Regions from separate parts of the Homo sapiens genome. Here region 2 is linked to region 1. A link is an interaction called in ENCODE POLR2A ChIA-PET data of the cell type or tissue named here. Cell type or tissue: K562. All regions are shown on one strand. Region 1 overlaps PARP12 (poly(ADP-ribose) polymerase family member 12). Region 2 overlaps LOC107986854 (a long non-coding RNA gene).

Evidence for each region. Peaks named below come from ENCODE experiments on the same cell type or tissue, not always from the same donor. Only the 100,000 strongest peaks of a DNase experiment are listed, where the experiment ranks them.
Region 2: POLR2A ChIA-PET joins it to region 1 with 5 read pairs; 1 of 35 experiments calls an interaction of 5 or more read pairs at or near these places.

The regions. Positions count from the first base shown.
Region 1 is chr7:140,052,757-140,056,756 of GRCh38, forward strand. It overlaps PARP12 (poly(ADP-ribose) polymerase family member 12), which reads right to left. Exons shown (of 12, transcript NM_022750.4): 4 at 1,906-2,007. Among named protein-coding and RNA genes, the nearest start is that of PARP12, 8.2 kb to the right of the region's middle. In K562, no CTCF peak of the experiment used is centred here; DNase peaks (open chromatin) are centred at 1,585 and 2,215.
Region 2 is chr7:140,250,689-140,254,688 of GRCh38, forward strand. LOC107986854 (a long non-coding RNA gene) reads left to right here. Exons shown (of 2, transcript XR_001745386.2): 2 at 2,868-3,521. Among named protein-coding and RNA genes, the nearest start is that of KDM7A-DT, 75 kb to the left of the region's middle. RefSeq lists enhancers at 2,096-2,145, 2,176-2,245. In K562, no CTCF peak of the experiment used is centred here; a DNase peak (open chromatin) is centred at 2,370.

The DNA of each region.
Region 1 (4,000 bases):
TGTGTGTGTGTGTAAAGCTGTTATATAAAAAATAGGCAAAAGATTTGAGTAGATACTTCACAGAAAATATACAGATGCCCCAAAAGTACATGTAAATAAAAGTTAAACATCATTAATCATCAGGGAAATGCAAATTAAAACCACGAGACATCATCACTCACTGATTAGAATGGCTAAAACTTAAAAGACAATGCCAAGTGTTAGCAAGAATATACAATAACTGAAACTCTCACACGTTGCTGGTGGGAACATAAAATATTATTATCTATTTTGGAAGACAGTTTGGCAGTTTCTTACAAAGTCAATCACATGACATAACCCAGTAACTATGTCTGTCTTTTACCCAAGAGAAATGGAAACATATATCCACATGAAAACTTATACATAAATATTTATAGAAGTTGTATTTGTAAAAGCCAAAAACTGGCAACAACCCAAATGTTCATCAACATATGAATGGATAAACAAATTGCAGTCAATCATGCAATGGAATACTACTGTGCAATAAAAAGAAACAAATGATTGATATGCCAGCATGACTGAATCTCAAAAACATGCTGATGAGAGAAGCCAGGCACAAGATAATACACTGTATGATTCCATGTATGTGAAATTCTAGAAAAGGCAAATCTAATCTATAGTGACAAAAAGTAGATCAGGGGTTTCCTGGGCGTGACAAACTAGGGGGTGAGGATTAATTATAAAGGAGCATAAAACAATGTTTTTGGAGGGGGTTCCATATCTTGATGGTAGAGATGGTTACATGAGCATATATACTTATCAAAACTCAGTATACATTTAAAATGGTACACTTTAGCTTGTGTAAACTATAGCTCAGTAATATTGCTTTCAGAATACACATATATATGTGTGTGTATATATATATAGCTCATATTCCTTGACCTATCATTCCATTCCCCAGAATCTATCTATGGAAATACTCACATATATGTACTTCAATGCTCAATGGAACATCATTATAATCAACTACTACACACTTGTTTTTAAAATGAGGTGGACTTTCACATACTGACATGGAAAAAAAATCTCCAAGATACAATGTTAAGATGCAGATTGAATAATAACATTATCACATGCTCCTATCTGTTTAAAAACATATAAAACAAATATCACAACCACACGGGAAGTGTTTACCTTTGGGCAAAGACGATGGAGGACTTCATGCTTCACTCTGTATTACTGAACTGTTTTACAGAGTGAAAGTATTCATTAATTGCTTGGGTAATTTTTAAAAACTGAAAATGAAACAAGAAGTTTGGTGGTTGTCAAGGGGAGTCACCAAATTTGAGAACAAACCTTTCTTCAGTCAAAGCCCAGGACAGCATTTAAGAAGAAAACAAAGGTTTAGTGAAAATACAGACAGGCACATGCACACCAGAATTGCTGCTTCTGATAAAAAAGAGATCACTGGATTGTTCACTGGATCAATACAGAAAAAAAACCCCAATTTAAACAACTACTCATCCTCCAAGAGCTAACACAAGTGTTTCCTTCGCAGTGAGGTCCTTTCCAGTTTCTAAGGGAGCTCTCAGCCTATCATCACCCTTATCTTTGTTCCCACCAGGCTGAGCAGTTCCCTGTCCTGTGCAGGTCTGTGACCTCATGCTAAGCTGACCAAGGCTCAATACTTGACACTCATTTGGTGCATGAACCAGTTATGTTCCCAAAAATGATCCACATTTAATTTCTGAAAACTCAAAGAATTGCTACCATCTTCAACTCCCCAACAAAATACCTTCAGAATTGGTTTGGCCAAAGTGCCAAGCCCTGATCCTCTCCGGATGGGGTAGAGGTTTGGTAGGGGGTGACTTCAGAGCACAGCTCTGGGAATGACAAGCAGTTACCCCTCCCACAAGTGGAATGAAGGAGCCTCTTCCAACTTACCTTGAAAGCTACAACTTTTCCGGATATGGTACAAACAGATCTGATCACCCTCCTCCTGGCTAAGAGTGTTTGGGGACACAGAACCTGAACTGTCTTTTCTTTCTGCAAAGAAACACCACAAAGATATGTCAGCTTCTGATATGGGGTATAAAAGAGAGTTAAAGAGGATTCATTCAGTTCTCTGCACAAAAGTGGGCAACGCAAGCTCACAAAGCCCTATCGTGTTTGGGGTGAAAGTGCTCCTACACAGGTGGATCCTCTACTTTTTAGTGACAGGCTGGCAGCCTGACGCCACATGGCTGCTTGCCAGATCCAGGACTCCATGAAGGGGACTCCTTTCTCAACTCTCGCTGTCCATTCAATTCACTAGGAGACCCATTTAAAAACACAAGTGCCTGATTCTGCCCTAGACTGACTTCACTCCAGACTGACTGAATCAGAACCTCCAGGGGTGGGACTTGGGACACTTTTGTAATAAGGGGAGAACCATTGTCTTACATGTTGAGGCATCTTACAATTCCTTCTATGCCTAAGGTTGTGATGACCCCTGAGGGCAAACAGAGGGCTAATTTTATAAACTAGATTTGAAGCTATATAGCAAACATTCATTAATGAACTATCAGAATTGGGTACTAATACCAAGACAAGAGTAATAAAAAGAAAGTCCACATTTCAAAATGAAGCCCCTTTAATTAATTTTAGGTTAATTATCAGGATCTTAATATAAAAAGGGCACATAAATCCTTTCTATTTTACCTTTACTAGCACCATGCCAATGAGTCTTTACCTATGACATTTACCCTCACCCAGCTAACCCCAATGAGCACATAAAATTAATTTGCAATCCCTATTTAGTGTCACCTGTCGTTATTCATCTTCCCTTTTCTTTTTATAAGCCCCTGAGATACTTCACTCAAAATCTAGGTCTATGGGACCCCGAAGGTCATCTCCCTCTCTCCCGACGATGGTGACTGCTCTTGCAGCTGACATCACTGGCAGTGGATCCCTCCTCCCTTTCTGACAAGGCTATAATCCAACTGTATTCAAGGCTGTAAGATACTCCTAAAGATCTATTTAATACAAAACCTGTCTACTTCTAGGATTCCTACAACTGAAAGAAATCAACAAAACATAATTGAAGACAATGTAAAGAAAAAACAAATTCAAAAGACAACTTTTAAATATAAAAGTCAGGTACAATTAGAGTGGTGCTTTTGTTTGCAGGTAGTCCTGGCATGCAACTGACATTCTAGGAAGTGCTCTATTAAAATTGTAGCCACCACTACAGCTGAGAGGGTTTGATTCTGCTCTGAGGGGAGGCATGTCTCAGCTTCGCCAAGGAATAACCAGCACCCAAGACAGCGCCCAGCATGTGGCAAGCACACAAAGGTGCTGAATGAAAGAGTGGGTAACAGAATGGCCAGCCAATGGCTGATACTGTGAAATCCAATGAATGCCAGTGTATCATCATCTCCCTGACAGACCACATTATTCATCTGCCCCACAAGAGGTACTCAAGAAATGCTTATTAAATAAAAATCTCTGTTCAAAATCTGCCTGTCACTAAACCTGACAGTCTTTTTTAAAAAATAAGTATCCTAGCACACTCATTCATTCAACAAATGTCAGAGTACCTACTGTGGGCCAGGCACTGTCTAGGTGCTGGAGATGAGCAGGGAACAAAGCAAATTTACAATGGCTCAAAAACTCTACTTATTGATGTCAGGAATACAGCCAATGCCATAATTAAGGTATGCTTCTTTCACTCATTTTGTAAAATCAGAATACAACACAAGGAATGCTCCCCAGAGCTGTGCAGCACAGCATTCCTAACTTTGGGTTCCTCCCTGAAGAGCATGCTCTCGTGGGGGTGAAGATAGGGGTGACTGCACAGGGGGAGGAGCCAAGTCTCCCATTTCAGTGCAGACTAGGCCCATCCAGAATTCACTCACCATCAATACCAATTCACATTTGTCTAGGATGGCATGCTTGATCAAGTCTATGATTTCAACTTATCCTCACCCCCGCACTCCCTGCCTTGTTAGGAAAGCATCATCAACTCCATTTTACTAAAAGCAGCACCAGACTTGCCCAA
Region 2 (4,000 bases), 200 kb after region 1:
TGTTGGGATTACAGGCATGAGCCACCACACCTGACGTCTTGAATTTTTAGTTTCTACTATCACAGCTCAACCTTCCATGAATGCTTTTATTCACTGAATATTCAGTTTTAAGAAACAATATTGGCTGGGTGCGGTGGCTCACGCCTGTAATCCCAGCATTTTGGGAGGCTGAGGCTGGTGGATCACCTAAGGTCAGGAGTTCGAGACCAGCAGGGCCGACTGGCAAAATCCTGTCTCTACTAAAAATATAAAAATTAGCTGGGCGTGGTGGCACATACTTGTAATTCCAGCTACTCGGGAGGCTGAGGGAGGAAAATCCCTTGAACCCGGGAGGCGGAGGTTGCAGTGAGCCAAGATTGTACCACTGCACTCCAGCCTGGGTGACAGAGGAAGACTCCATCTCAAAACAAAACAGAACAAAACAAAGCAAAACAAAGAAAGATTTGCATGTATGATGGAGTGATTTTAGAATGGGGTGATCAGACAGGGGCCAGTCATTCTTGGGGGAATCCCCTATGATACATTTCCATGTCTCTTCTTTTGGTGGTCAGTTTCCTATGGGAGTTCTCTGAACTCCCTCCCCATAGTTATAAATGTGTCTGCCAGTGTCTAGGAGTCAAATATGAGGACAGCACGGGTTGGTACATTGACTTTCATTTCATCCCCCTTCTTTGATACTCATCTTCCACCTTCAGTTGTTCCTAAGTCCAAAGTTCCTCTAACTCAAACTCCCCATACAATAAGTGGTCCGTCTCTGATGAAGGCTGAGAGAAAGTAGTAGCTTGTTGCATAGGCTAAGGGAAGAACTGCAGGGATTAACTCTCATTTTTTTTTGAGATGGAGTCTCGCTCTGTGGCCCAGGCTGGAGTGCAGTGGCACCGTCTTAGCTTACTGCAACCTCTGCCTCCCAGGTTCAAATGATTCTCCTGCCTCAGCCTCCTGAGTAGCTGGGAATACAGGCATGCACCACCATGCCTGGCTAATTTTTGTATTTTTAGTAGAGAGGGGGTTTCACCATGTTGGCAAGGCTGGTCTCAAACTCCTGACCTCAAGTGATCTGCCCGCCTTGGCCTCCCAAAGTGCTGGGATTACAGGCGTGGGCCACCGTGCCCAGCCTTAACTATTGCTTAAGAAAACTTTTTATTTTTATTTTTTTCTTGCCCTGTTGCCTAGGCTGGAGTGCAGTGGACCGAGCATGACTCACTGCAGCCTCAACCTCCTGGGCTCAAGTGATCCTCCTGCCTCAGCCTACTGAGTAGCTGGGACCACAGGTGTGCATCACCAGCCCCTGGCTAATTTTTGTGTTTTTTGTAGAGATGGGGTCTTACTATGTTGCCCAGGTTGGAAGAAAACTTTTAATCAGTGCTCTAGTTTTCAGCCGCAGCCATGCCTTTTCAGAAGTATCTGGTACCTCCAATTCCTAAGCCTTTGGGGTGTTTCAGAGGCATGGATTGGCTTGTTTTCTTGGCTTCCCCATTTTGAGACCCTTTACTCTGGTGTGTGAGGTTCATTATCTCTCAAATTTCCAGCTTAAAAATCTTTTTGATCCTTCTCTTTGCTCTTACCTCTCTTATGGACTTATGCTTTTCAAAAAAAGTCTCTTGCCTCACATTTTAGTGGGGTTTTGGGAGGAGGCCCAGGAGTATGCACATGTTCAACCGGCTATGTTTAATGGGAAGTCCTCCGAGCCCACAGAGTTTTCAACTCTCGTTTTATTGAACTAGGCCTCCTCATATAAACCTATGTCCAGTTTTAAAATGGAAGTCAAGTAAAAATGTGATTTGATTCACATAGTTTTAAGAACAGCTTTTATTTATTTATGTATTTATTTTTTGAGATGGAGTCTGGCTCTTTCACTCAGGCTGGAGTGCAGTGGTGTGATCTCGGCTCACTGCAACCTCTGCCTCCTGGGTTCAAGCGATTCTCTTGCCTCAGCCTCCTGAGTAGCTGGGACATCAGGCGTGCACCATCATGCACAGCTAATTTTTGTATTTTTAGTAGAGACGGGGTTTCACCATGTTGGCCAGGCTGGTCTCGAACTCCTGACCTTGTGATCCACCTGCCTTGGCCTCCCAAAGTGCTGTGATTACAGGTGTGAGCCACCACGCCTGGCCTAAGAACAGCTTTTAGAGATGCTTTTGGCCTATGTGGCTAGATATGAATTCTCACTCTGAGTATAATTGTCTGACTGTCATGTGTTGACTGTGTACACACAGCTCAAACCCAGAGTCCAGCCTTGTCTCTTCTGATGAAATACCAGTGCCCACAAACAGAAGGTTCCCCTTCTCTCACCCATGAATAAACAGGAAGGTCTCTTGGAGCTGTGGTCTTGGGGCTGTAGCCCTGCCCCTAATTTCCTCAGACCCTTTACTGAGAACTGAGTCATTGCAACATCATGCTCAGCCAGCTGTCTCAGCACAAGAAAAAGCTTTGCTGTGGTATGAGGTTTTGTGGGCTGCAGACTACATCTAGGTCAGCAAATTAAACTCCATAGTGTGGTTACCAATTCCAGCTTCATCTAGCTTAAGGGCTGTCTGATTTCACCCTCTGGGCATTGGCTCTTCTGGTGTTTGGGATATAAGGCCCCTCTGTGGGTGTTTAAGGCACAATATTTCAGGCCTAAACCACCGAATGACACATGCCTAAACCCAGAATCCTGTATTCTCCACCAGGACTCCAGGGTATGTGAGGGTAACAATAGTCCAACCCTGCAGATAATGAGATTTGTGTGTGTGTTAGAACAAAGGGGAAAGGTGGGGATGTATTTCTTTGATGCTCAGTTTCATCTACCACTTGTATTTCTCTCCTGCCCTTCTTTGACCCTAACATGATCCAAACCCTTCTTTCTTGCTTCTCTTTTATGGAAGTTTTGAAGAATGGATGGTTACATAACAGATGGCCAGCTGGTCTACCTAGAAGGGCCTTACAAAGGACAGTGCCTCCGTGGGGAAGGCTCACCCTGGATCAGACGCCGGATTGCAGATTTACCATGAATGAAGCCCTTGGAGACTGAATCATGTTAAAAATTCAAAAACAACTCAGTAAATATTTATTTGAAGTCCTGCTGTTCTTCAAGGCCCTGGAATGCAGATATGAGAAGAGTCACTGCTGCCCAAGAGCTGACTGACTGTGGAGGAAGACCATGCTAGCAGGTGGCTACGTTTTCTACCACCTAGCACCTGCTCCCCCTTCTCCTGGTAATGGTATCTGCAAATAATCTCCTCAGTCTGTGTGCTTTCAGTGGAACTGAATCTACCCCTGGTTCAAGAGCTCAGGTACAGCCTCTGGCCTGGCTGCAGTGATTAGTTTAGAGATGGACTTGTAACCTCATCAAAGCCCGATATTGTTCAGGGTAACATACTAGATATATTTTGCTAGGATTGCCAATAATCATTTATTTAAGCTCCTTAGATGAGGTTTCCTGTCATTTGCAACTGAAAAAGCTCTGTGTAGCAGGTTGAATAGTGTTCACCCCCTGCCCAAAAAATACACTCACATCCACCCAGAACTTTGGAACTTTAGAATATGATCTTATTTATTTATTTATTTATTTGAGACAGAGACTCACTCTGTCGCCAGGCTAGAGTGCAGTGGCATGATCTCAGCTCACTGCAACCTCAGCCTCCCAAGAAGCTGGGACTACAGGTATGTGCCACCACGCCCAGCTAATTTTTGTATTTTTAGTAGAGACGGGGTTTCACCATGTTGGCCAGGATGGTCTATCTCTTGACCTCATGATCTGCCCACCTCAACCTCCCAAAGTGCTGGGATTACAGGTGTGAGCGACGGTGCCTGGCCTGATCTTATTTTTAAAAGAGCCTTTACAGATGTAATTAGTTAAGGATCTTGAGATGCAATCATTATGGATGTAAATTTAGGTGGGCCCTAAATCTAACAATTGGTGTCCTTATATGATGAGGAGATATCACAGACGCAAAGACACAGGGCATATGACCATGTGAAGAGGAAGGCAGAGGGTAGGGCGATGCTGCCGTAAGAC